3 separate regions of the Homo sapiens genome follow, and all the other regions are linked to region 1. A link is a contact called in ENCODE Hi-C or POLR2A ChIA-PET data. All regions are on one chromosome and are shown on one strand. Each heading gives the region's core, a stretch centred on a gene start or an enhancer-like site at or near the end of the contact. The rest is flanking DNA. Distances are from core to core; before and after follow the strand shown.

Region 1 (3,511 bases), core at 1,012-3,511:
GCTGGAGTGCAGTGGTGTGATCTGAGCTCACTGCAGCCTTCACCTCCCGGGTTGAAGTGATTCTTCTGCCTTAGTTGGGATTACAGGTGTGCGCCACCACGCCCGGCTACTTTTTGTATTTTTTGGTAGAGACAGGGTTTCGCCATGTTGGCCGGGCTGGTCTCAAACTCCTGACCTCAAGTGATCCGCATGCCTCGGCCTCCCAAAGTGCTGGGATTACGGGCATGAGCCACTGCGCCCGGTGATCAAAAGCTGTTTATAGTGAAGAAGTGACAAGGGAAGCCAGGGACAGACCACAGGCCTTCACAATAGCCCTTCACATGTTACCCATCGCCCCACCAACTCTCTCTCTCTCTCTCAGGTCCAGCTTTGAGCAAAGGACATAGGCAACTTCTCCCCGCATCTATACAGACCAGGCCCCTGGGCAGGGTGGGGCGTGGCTGCCTCAGTTTCTACGTCTCCTTGTTTTCCATCTGTGACTTTGGTCGTTTTTGCCACCTTCATCTCTGTCTCTAACTTCCAGTGTCTGTCGCCTCTGGGTAGTACTAATAGCTCCCTTTCCATCGTGGTCTCTTTCTTCCTCCCTGTCTCTCCCCTTTCTTGTTGTATTTATTCCTCACTCATCAAAGCCCATCTTTTTCGCTATGGTCCGGTGCACTTCTCTCTAGATCCCTTTCTCTTTCCCCACCCAGCCTACCCAGGTGGAAGTTTTCAACCAAATCAAAGGCAGGCAGGACAGCTGACACCAGCGCTGACTCCTTCAGCACGTGCGGGAAGGGTTGGGGAGCCCCGGGGACATCTGGAAATCGTTACCCCGAGGTGGGCAGGCCTGGCAGAGGGAGGAAGCAGCCAGGAGGTTCTGGACCCTGGAGCAAAGGGGGGTGTTTCTCATGGATGTCCTGAGGTGCTGGGGGCAGTGCAGGGGTCTCTGTCTGTATCTCTGACACCCCCAGGTCTCTGTCCTTCTTTCTGTGTCTCTGTCTCCCCCACCCCCTGGGTCTCTGAAATCCTGAACTTCTCCATCCCCTTCTGTCCGCCTCTTTCTGACTCTCCATCCCCCACTCCGTGTTTCTCTGTGCCCCTCTTGGAGTCCCTGTCTCTCTGTCTCTGGGTCTCTTAATCACTCCATCCATCCATGTGCCTGCAGGCCTTTCATTGGCTGGATTGGGGTGGGCGGGTTCTGTCACCTGGGGCAACAGCAACAAACCAGCTCCTGCTTGGCTACAGGGAGGGGGTGGAACCATGGCCAGTGGCACCCTGGCTGTGCGCTGTGGCCCCCCGTGGTCTTTCATCTCTGCAACCGAGATGCCTGAATCCTGGCCCAACTGGCATCTCACCAGCAGCTACGTTACCCATGGCATTATCCCACCCGTACCCTTCCCCCCGCCCACGGTGCAGGTGGGCAGACCCTAGGCTGAAGCCCTGCGGGGCCTGGGGACCCAGAAAGATGGGGGCTGAGAAAAGGGGATTGGGAGCTTGGACTCCTCTCTGAAGGAGGAGGGTCCTGGAGTCCTGGGTCTGAGAGAGGAGGCGCCAGGGAATTTGGATGCCAGGGACTGCAGAGGAAAGGGCTGGGGGCCGACTGGAAGAGGTCAGAGTTTGGGGTGGGGGGTGATAGGGACTCCTGAGTCTTTCTAGCTGATGTGCGGCGCCTTCTCTCCAGTCCACGGTCGCGGACCCTCTACCTCCGACTGCAAAGCAGGATTCTCGCATCTGGGCTTTCGACGAGGTCCTCAGCAGATGGGAGACAACCTCTGGCTCGGCCTACGTGCCCAAGACCCATGGCGGGCCCTGCGCCCAGCCCAGAGCCCCAGAGCCTGCAGACCCCACGCGGACTGTGGGGATCAAGGATTCAGGAGAAAAGGTAAGATTTGGGGAGCGCCGGAGTCTGCGGGGGACTGCATTTGAGTCCCCTGCTCCTTCACATGAGTCTCTGGGTTGCCTTTCCGCAGCTCAGACACCGCAGCTGAACCCTCCTACTGACCACAAAGTACCAGAGCAGCGAGACGAGGGCGCAGTACACTTGCTCTCCCGGCCCGGACGCGCGCGCCCCCAAATACGTCGGGCCCCAGCCCCTCACAACTCTCGGACCACCACCGCGGGGGGCCTTCCCAGGTGTCTGGGTGGAAGCCGGCGCTGGCGAGACCAGCGGAGCTCCGGGAGCCTGGGGCGGGGCCAGAAGGAAATCACAGCTTTGGGGCGTGGCTAAAGGATCTGGGGCGGGATCGGGAGGTTAGAGGAGCGGGAGGAAGGGCTGGGCATCCACGCCAGGCCAGAAGGACCAGGGGCTGGAAACTCGCCTTCAGGGCTCCTAAGCTGCTGCGGAGCTAGACGGCGGGCTGTGGGTGGGGAGGAGACTAGAATATTCTGAGACGTGGTAGGGTGGGAGTTAGGAGAGGTAACCTGGAGTTGTTGCCCAAGATGCAGCTCAGCTCCAGTGGCCACACCAAGAAGGCTTGAGACCGGGGGCAGAACCAGGGGGATTTTGTGGTGGCTGGGGGCCTGCATTTGAGTTCCTTGACCAGCAGGAGGGCTTGGATTTAGGGAGGTGAGGCTGGGAAGGGTTCGGGTATGAGAAAGGAAGCTGAAGTTCCCTGGCGTGGGTGGCAGGAAGGGCTCTGACCCTGGGGCGGGGTGTGAGGGCCGTGGCCGTCATGGCTGTCGAGGCCGAAGGAGAGGGATTCTGAACTCGGGACCCAGGACTTGGGATGGGGTATGAAATCTATGTCTTGGGTATGCCTCCTCCCCCAATCTTGCTCAGGCTCTAATCGCCTGCACGAAGAACCCCGCGCTGTCTGGCCCACCCTTCACAGTATCCGACCGGGGCGTCCTGAACCGCCGCCAGCTCTATCTGACCACCTCGGCGCGGGACTTTCGGTTCTATCCCAAGTAAGCCGGGCTCTCGCTCGGCACCGCCTCCTGCACAGCCCCCGCCATGGCCGGTGCACGCCGAGCCCCTGGGCTGGCTCCCATTCCCTGACCGGTGGTCTCAGTCTCGACTCCTATAGCAGCAACAACCACAGTTCAGACCCCAGCCCCTCCCTCTTTTAGCACCCAGGAGTCCTTAGTGTCACCTCCAGGAACCGCGGTAGGGACAGGAAGCCTGCACAGCGGCTCGAGGGGATTCTGGATCTGAGGGCAGGGCCTCCTTCGGTACTTGAGCCCCCACATGCTCCTTCGCAAGGAAGCGAAAGCCCCCGTTTCCTTCCCTAGGATGCGAAAGCTCAGCTTCCAGGACGTTAAGTACCTCGAGGACCCAGGAACGCAGGCAACGCGTGCCCGGTCGCGTCCTTCCTAAGGGGTGCTCGCCTGGAAATGCAGGAGTTTGAATGTGCAGACTCCTTAGATCCCGAGGTCTGAAACTCGTCCCCAAGGATCCAGCTGTATCCTCACCATCCCGCCCTGCTCCCACAGGACGGAGCCGTCCGGATACCCCCGCAAGGACTACCTGACCTACTGGAGCTTAGAAGAGACGCCCCAACTCTGGAGTCACGACCCGCAGCGGCAGCCC
Region 2 (3,259 bases), core at 224-2,723, 100 kb after region 1:
CTGCAGCTGCCCACCTTGAGCACCAGTTTGCTGGCAAAGTAGAAAAGGGCGACAACCCGGCCCCAGTTGAAGTTGCCGTCAGAAAACATGTCAGCTGCCACTCGGAAAAAGACCTCTCGGGGGGAGTCTGTGTCCACGGCGGCAATCATCCTGCAGGAGAGAGGAGAACCAGTGCCGGGGAGCAGGCATCAGGCTGATGGTGGAAAATTCCCGCATCCACCGCACACTAAAGATAAGGAGACTGAGCCCCAAGCCAGGCTGAAATGAAAAGCAACAGGCCAACGGGGGACAAGGGAAGGGGACAAGACAGACATTTAGGAAGGTGGGAAAAATGACTCCCTGAAGGAGGGTTTTAAGATCCTGGCAGAGAGGAGGGCTGGGAGTCCGGAATGTTTGCGCTGAGTTGTGGGGCCCAGACTCCTAGTTCTTAGGGGAGGAGGAGAATGCGGGGCTGAGAGTCCTGTGTCCTGAAGGAGCCCAGTGGCTGGACTTCTGGGTCCTCAGGGGCCCACACCTCTGCAGCTCCATGTTACTGTCCAGTTCGTCCCCGATGCGCTTGAGACACTCGCTCAGCTTCTTGGTGGACGCATCCTGAGGCACCGGGTCCAGGGCCAGCTCGGGTGCCTCCCCCCCCATTCGCCCTGCTCGATCCTGGATGAAACTAGAGTGGGGATGGAGTGAGGGTGCAGAATCAGAACGGGGTGTCACTCCTCAAATCTGTGCCACAATAATCAGACCTCAAACTCACCCCTGAAGCAAAAGGGCCCCTGTCTTCATGATCTGCTCAGAGCTGGTGGGCCCTAGAGGAGAAAGGAAGGGAAGAGGTACCTGGACTCTTGGGTTCTAGGGGATCAGGAGACTGTGGAGACTCACGGCCCCTGAGGGAGGACAGAGCTGGGGACCCTGGACTTCTGGGACCCTAGCAGATAAAGTGACGGGGGGGCCCAGACAACTGAGTCCCTGATGGAGAAAGGCCAGGAGGCTGGGCCTGTATCCTACATTCTCCCCGGGGAAAGAGGCTAGGGGAACGCTATATGCATCCAGACCCCTGGCCTGAGGGGGCAGAGGCGAGACCCGCCCCTCCCACCAGTGCCAGAGGCAGGAAGTGGTGCGGGCGACAAGCCCGGGCCTGCCCGGGGGCTTGGCTTCCGAGATCCCCTGGTTCTCGAGGGTCCGAGAGCGCCAGAGAGGCAGGGATCGGGACACGGGGATCAGAGAGCCAGGAACCTCCGAGGACGGAGGGGACTGGAGGCTGGCAGCGCCCGATCCGGGAGTTTCTGCCCCTCAGTGCTTGGAGATCGCACAGCCCCAGGCCGGTAGGAAGGATCCCGGACGGGCCGGCGAGGGGGCTCGCCCTCCTCCCGCCCGTCTGCCTCCCGCCTCACCCCCGCCTCTGGGCTGCTCCCCGGACCCGTCCATCACCGCCGCTCCCGCCGCCGCCTCTCGCCGGGTCCGCGCGGGCGGCCGCAGCGCGCCCGGGTCACGTGAGAGCCCCGCTGAACGTGCGTCCTTCACGTGGCCGCCCCGCAAAATGGCCGCTGCCCCGCAGCGCCGCCGGGTCACGTGACCGCACCTGCCTCGCTCCCTCGGGAGGTTTGGTCCCGTCACGTGACTGTCCAATGAGCATCTCCCGATAAGTGCCAGCAGTGGCGCCGTCCAACAGCCGTCCGTCCAATCGCAGCTCTAATGCCTTCATTTATCCAGGCACCATTTTTAGAAGTTTCGGGCAGGGTTTGAGCTCTCCCCAGCGCAGAAGGAATTAGCAAGTGCAAAAGCTCAGAGGCCCAAAATAGCATGCTTCCAGGCAGGACGTTATAGATGACTAAAAACTGAGTGGTTTTGTTTTTTGCAGAGACCTGGATCTAGCAATATAGCCCACGCCCAGGCTTGTCTCTAACTTGTGAGCCCAAGAGATAACCCCGTCTCAGCCTTCCAAAGCGCTGGGATTACAGGCATGAGCTACCGCGCCAGGCCTGCTTTTCTGTTTGTTTGTTTTTTCCTGTTTTTTTTTTTTTTTTTTTTGAGACAGGGTCTCACTGTGTTGCCCAGGCTGGAGTGCAGTGGCCCAATCATGGCTCACTGCAGTCTGGAATTCCCGGGCTGAAGCCTCCCACCTCAGCCTCCTGAGTAGCTGGGACTACACCGCCCCTGGTTAATTTTTAAAACTTTTTATGTGGAGATGAGGTCTCTCTATGTTGCCCAGGCTGGTCTCTGAACTCCCAGACTCAAGCGATCCTCGCACCTTGGCCTCCCAAAGTGCTGAGATTACAGGCTTGAGCCACCCCACCCAGTCATGACTCGAATGTTTGTGTTTGTGTAAAAAGAAAAGGAATATGAAGTTTAAAAAGTGGCAGAAACTAATCTGTGCTGATAGATCAGCAGGGTATGGAGGGGAGGGGCCACAAGAGACACTCCCCGGGTGCCCCAAATATGCCATATTTTTATCTGAATGGTGTTTACATGGGTATACACATTATTATTATTATTATTATTATTATTATTATTATTATTTTGAGACGGAGTTTTGCTCTTGTTGCCCAGGATGGAGTGCAATGGCACGATCTCGGCTTACTGCAACCTCTGCCTCCGGGTTCAAGCAATTCTCCTGCCTCAGCCTCCCAAGTAGCTGGAATTGCAGGCATGCGACACCACGCCCAGCTAATTTTGTATTTTTAGTAAAGATGGGGTTTCACTATGTTGGTCAGGCTGGTCTCAAGCTCCTGACCTCAAGTGATCCACCTGCCTCGGCCTCCCAAAGTGCTGGGATTACAGGCGTGAGCCACTGTGCCCGGCCGGGTATACACATATTTACAATTCATTGAGCTGTACACATAAGACTTGTGTGCTTTATGAATATTATGACATGTCACTTTAGACAGAAAATAATAGCAACTAAGGAAAACTCAGAAAAATGAGCTAGGATCAGATGATAAAGGGTTTGGGCCTGTCAGAGAAGGGACTTGATCTATGTCCAGAAGGCCGCTGGGAAGCATGGGGAAATTTTGAGCAGGCAAAGGGCAGAGTCAGACTAGGGTGTCAGGAAGATCTCTTGGACTTCCTTCTTTCTCGAAAAAGCTCCTGGTTGGGCTCAGTGGCTCACTTCTGTAATCCCAGCACTTTGGGAGGCCGAGATGGGTAGATCACCTGAGGTCAGGAGTTTGAGACCAGCCTGGCCAACACGGTGAAACCCTATCCCTACTAAAAATTCTAAATTAGCCAGGTGTGGTGGCAGGCACCTGTAGTCCCAGCTACTCGGGAG
Region 3 (3,602 bases), core at 1-2,500, 120 kb after region 1:
GGGTGGAAGGGAGGCAAAGGAGGAGGCTCTGGCCAGGGGAAGGGGAGACGTGGTCCTGGGGGAAGAGATGACGGGGGCTGGACATTTGGGCCCTGGGAAAGAGAGATCTGGGGGAAAGCCGTTATTAAATCCCCCAATATTGAAATTATCTTCATAGTAGCTTACATCAAGGCCTTTCCAAACCTCAAGACACTCAGGTTTGTGTGGGGAAAAGAAAGAGAGATCAGATTGTTACTGTGTCTATGTAGAAAAGGAATCTGTATCATGAATAAGTTCAAGGAAAGGTGCTGTGACCGGATGTGCACGTAGGCTAGATTTATGTTTCACTTTACACAAACATCTCAGTGTAGCAAAGAGTAACAGAGCAGTATCACTGCCAGCATATCTCGCCTCCAGCCACAGGTAGGTTTTCTCCTATCTCAGAATAGAAGGAATGGGAATGGTCCGCTTTACACTGAGACAGTCCATTCCCAGGGAGAGCAGGAGACAGAAGCCTTCCTCTTATCTCAACTGCAGAGAGGCCTCCCTCTTTCACTACTCCTCCTCAGCACAGACCCTTTACTGGTGTCGGGCTAGGGGATGTAAGGTCTTCCTTTCCCACGAGGCCATATCTCAGGCTTTCTCAGTGGGGGGAAACCCTGGACAATACCCAGGCTTTCTTGGGCAGAGGTCCCTGCGGCTTTCCGCAGTGCAATGTGCCCCTGGTTAATAGAGAATGGAGAATGGCGATGACTTTTACCAAGCATACTGCCTGCAAACATATTGTTAACAAGGCACATCCTGCAAAGCCCTAAATCCATTAAACTTTGATTCAATACAGGACATGTTTCTGTGAGCACACGGTTGGGGCTAAAGTTACAGGTTAATAGCATCTCAAAGCAGAAACAATTTTTCTTAGTACAGTTCAAAATGGAGTTTCTTATGTCTTCATTTTCTACGTAGACACAGTAACAATCTGATCTTTCTTTTCCCCACAGGTTTGCAGAACAGAGATGGAGAAGGAGGTAGCAAGGAAACAGACGTTTCACTGCAATGACGACCCACTCACTAGTCCTGAACCCTAAACTCCCTCCTCCTTTAGACTCTGGAGTCCCGCCCCCCGCCTCCTCTTCCCCAGAATCCGGAGGGCGGGCAGACCTGGTGCTCAGAGCGAGGCAGCGTCTGCAGCACGGCTGTGAAGTCGCTGGAGATGAGGCCGACAGACACGATGCCCCAGCGCAGCGCCATGGTTGCGATGCGGAGCCCTCGGCACCTTCGGTCCCTCCAGGCGCGAATTAAGTACCTGACGCCCCGCCCACCCCGGGGGCGGGTCCCCATCCTCCGCCCGTATTGCGCCTACGCCGATTCTCGTTGGCTCCAGTCGGCAGAGCGGTCATTTAGTTCTAGCTTCCCCGCTGGGCGAATGCACCGTTTAGCTCCGCCTTACAGAGGGAACCACACCTTGACGTCGCTTCTACAGATCTCTTACCTATGACTTTAGGCTCGTCGGATACGCGGGGTAAGGACAGCGTGGGGAGGAGAGGTTTGCTTTCTTGCCAACACCAATCCTTGAGAGTTAGATTTAATGTCTTGCCCTCTGGACTTTGTGGCAAAACTTTGCCCTGACTTTTTTGCTCTCAAAGCCACGCATCATTAGGGGTTGTTCACAGAGAGAGAGAGGATTGTAACAGCAAACTTAATAATTATTACTAATATGTATAGAGCACCTGTAGACCAGCTCCTCAGCTCTGCGCTTTACCTTCTTCGTTCCTAATTTCTCCCCGCAGACCTGGGAAGTAGCTTCTATTGTCCCCAGTTCACAAAGGGGGAAACAGACTCCAAGATCCCTGGTCATTTTTTGGAGGTCTCACAGTCAGGAGGTAAAGACCTGTGAATTGGCTGCTTCCAGAAGCTATAGTTTTAGAAACCAGGCTGCTTTGCTTGTTAGGAGCCCCAGAGCCTGGCCGACTGGTTTCAAAACCCTCCTTGCCCCTTCTTGGCTGTATTGCTTTTGGACAAGAGGTCGCCCTCTCTGGTCCTCACTTTTCTATTCTGGAAAGCAGAGATCATGATAACATCTACCTACATAGGGTTGTGAGGAGGATTCATTGAGCTCTATGGTCTATTATGTAAAATATACTGTATTATTATAATTATTATTGATATAGGGTCTCGCTCTGTCGCCCAGGAAGGAGTGCAGTGGCACAATCATAGCTCACTGCAGCCTCAAATTCCTTAGCTCAAGGAATTAGCTCCTGCCTTAGCCACCCTAGTACCTGGGACTACAGTAGCTGGGACCCAAAGTAGCTACTGGCTACTACACCTGGCTAATTATTTTGTTTTATTTATTAATTATTTTAGAGATAGGGTCTCACTCTGTTACCTAGCTGGACTGCAGTGGCGTGATAATAGCTCACAGCAGCCTTGTACTCCTGGGCTCAAGCTATCTTCCCGCCTCAGCCTCCTGAGTAGCTGGGAGTATAGGCATGTGCCCCACTTACCGCTATTTGTTTGTTTGTTTGTTTGAGACGGAGTCTCACTCTATCCCCAGGCTGGAGTGCAGTGGTGTGATCTCAGCTCACTGCAACCTCCGCCTCCCTGGTTCAAGTGATTCTCCTGCCTCAGCCTCCTGAGTAGCTGGGACCACAGGCGCCCTCCACCATGCCCAGCTAATTTTTTTTATTTTTAGTGGAGACAGGGTTTCACCATGTTGGCCAGGATGGTCTCGATCTCCTGACCTTGCGATTTGCCTGCCTTGGCCTCCCAAAGTGCTGGGATTACAAGCATGAGCCACTGCACCCAGCCTGCTAATTTTTGTTGCTGTTGTTGTTTGTTTTTTGTTTTTGAGACGAAGTCTCGCTCTGTCATCCAGGCTGGGGTGATCATGCAGTGGCATAATCTTGGCTCACTGCAACCTCCACCTCCCAGTTTCAAGCAATTCTCCTACCTCAGCCTCCCGAGTAGCTGGGATGACAGGCGCCCACTACCACGCCCGACTAATTTTTGTATTTTTACTAGAGATGGGGTTTCACTGTGTTGGCCAGGCTGGCCTCGAATTCCTGACCTCAGGTGATCCGCCTGCCTTGGCCTCCCAAAGTGCTGAGATTACCTGCATGAGCCACCATGCCCAGCAATTTTTTGTACAGAAAAGGTCTCACTTTGTTGTCCAGGCTGGTCTCCAATTCCTGGGCTCAAGCAATCCTCCTGCCTCAGCCTCCCAAAGTGCTGGGATTATAGGTATGAGACACTGTGTCCAGTCGATTTTTAAACTTTTTATCAAGGCAGGGTCTTGCCAAGTTTCCCAGGCTGGTTGGGACATGATAATTCCTAACTGGCTGGCCAGCTTCACACAGGGCAGGATATTGTCACTTTCTCTTACTTGGTAGACAATAATTAAGACCTGAGTGTCACACATGGATTCACAGACTTCAAGTTTACACAAACTGCTGAATAGAAACACAAATGGGACCAGGCACGGTGGTTCACGCCTGTAATCCCAGTACTGTGGGAGGCCCAAATGGGAGGAATGCTTGAAGCCAGGACTTTGAGACCAGCCTGGGCAACAAAGCAAGACCCCATCTCTACCAAAAAAAAAAAGTGGGGGGAGGGGGCAGGGCATAGTG

What was found. Hi-C counts contacts between places; a loop is a spot of excess contacts on that map. ChIA-PET counts read pairs that join two places held with the same protein, here RNA polymerase II (POLR2A). Pooled maps may share reads with other maps.
Region 2: a loop to region 1 is called in a pooled map, with 4 times the contacts of the local background. The contact joins the promoter of BAX here to the promoter of CGB7 in region 1. A Hi-C loop is called at or near these places in 2 of 50 pooled maps. POLR2A ChIA-PET finds 5 or more read pairs at or near these places in 4 of 52 experiments (Caco-2, GM12878, K562 and 1 more).
Region 3: a pooled map shows a loop between it and region 1 (3-fold over the local background). The contact joins the promoter of DHDH here to the promoter of CGB7 in region 1. A Hi-C loop is called at or near these places in 1 of 50 pooled maps.

What each region holds. Positions count from the first base shown.
Region 1 is chr19:49,056,499-49,060,009 of GRCh38, reverse strand. CGB7 (chorionic gonadotropin subunit beta 7) reads left to right here and starts at 2,261. Exons shown (of 5, transcript NM_001385261.1): 1 at 2,261-2,548; 2 at 2,762-2,889; 3 at 3,415-3,511. It also overlaps the pseudogene LOC124904739 and a transcript of NTF4 not described here. RefSeq lists an enhancer at 2,981-3,511.
Region 2 is chr19:48,953,089-48,956,347 of GRCh38, reverse strand. It overlaps BAX (BCL2 associated X, apoptosis regulator), which reads right to left and starts at 1,473. Exons shown (of 6, transcript NM_138761.4): 1 at 1,386-1,473; 2 at 749-800; 3 at 515-661; 4 at 15-150. The coding sequence starts at 1,419. RefSeq lists enhancers at 999-1,208, 658-1,225, 1,226-1,794 and a silencer at 1,329-1,478.
Region 3 is chr19:48,931,347-48,934,948 of GRCh38, reverse strand. DHDH (dihydrodiol dehydrogenase) reads right to left here and starts at 1,250. Exons shown (of 7, transcript NM_014475.4): 1 at 1,138-1,250. The coding sequence starts at 1,227. RefSeq lists an enhancer at 1,176-1,677.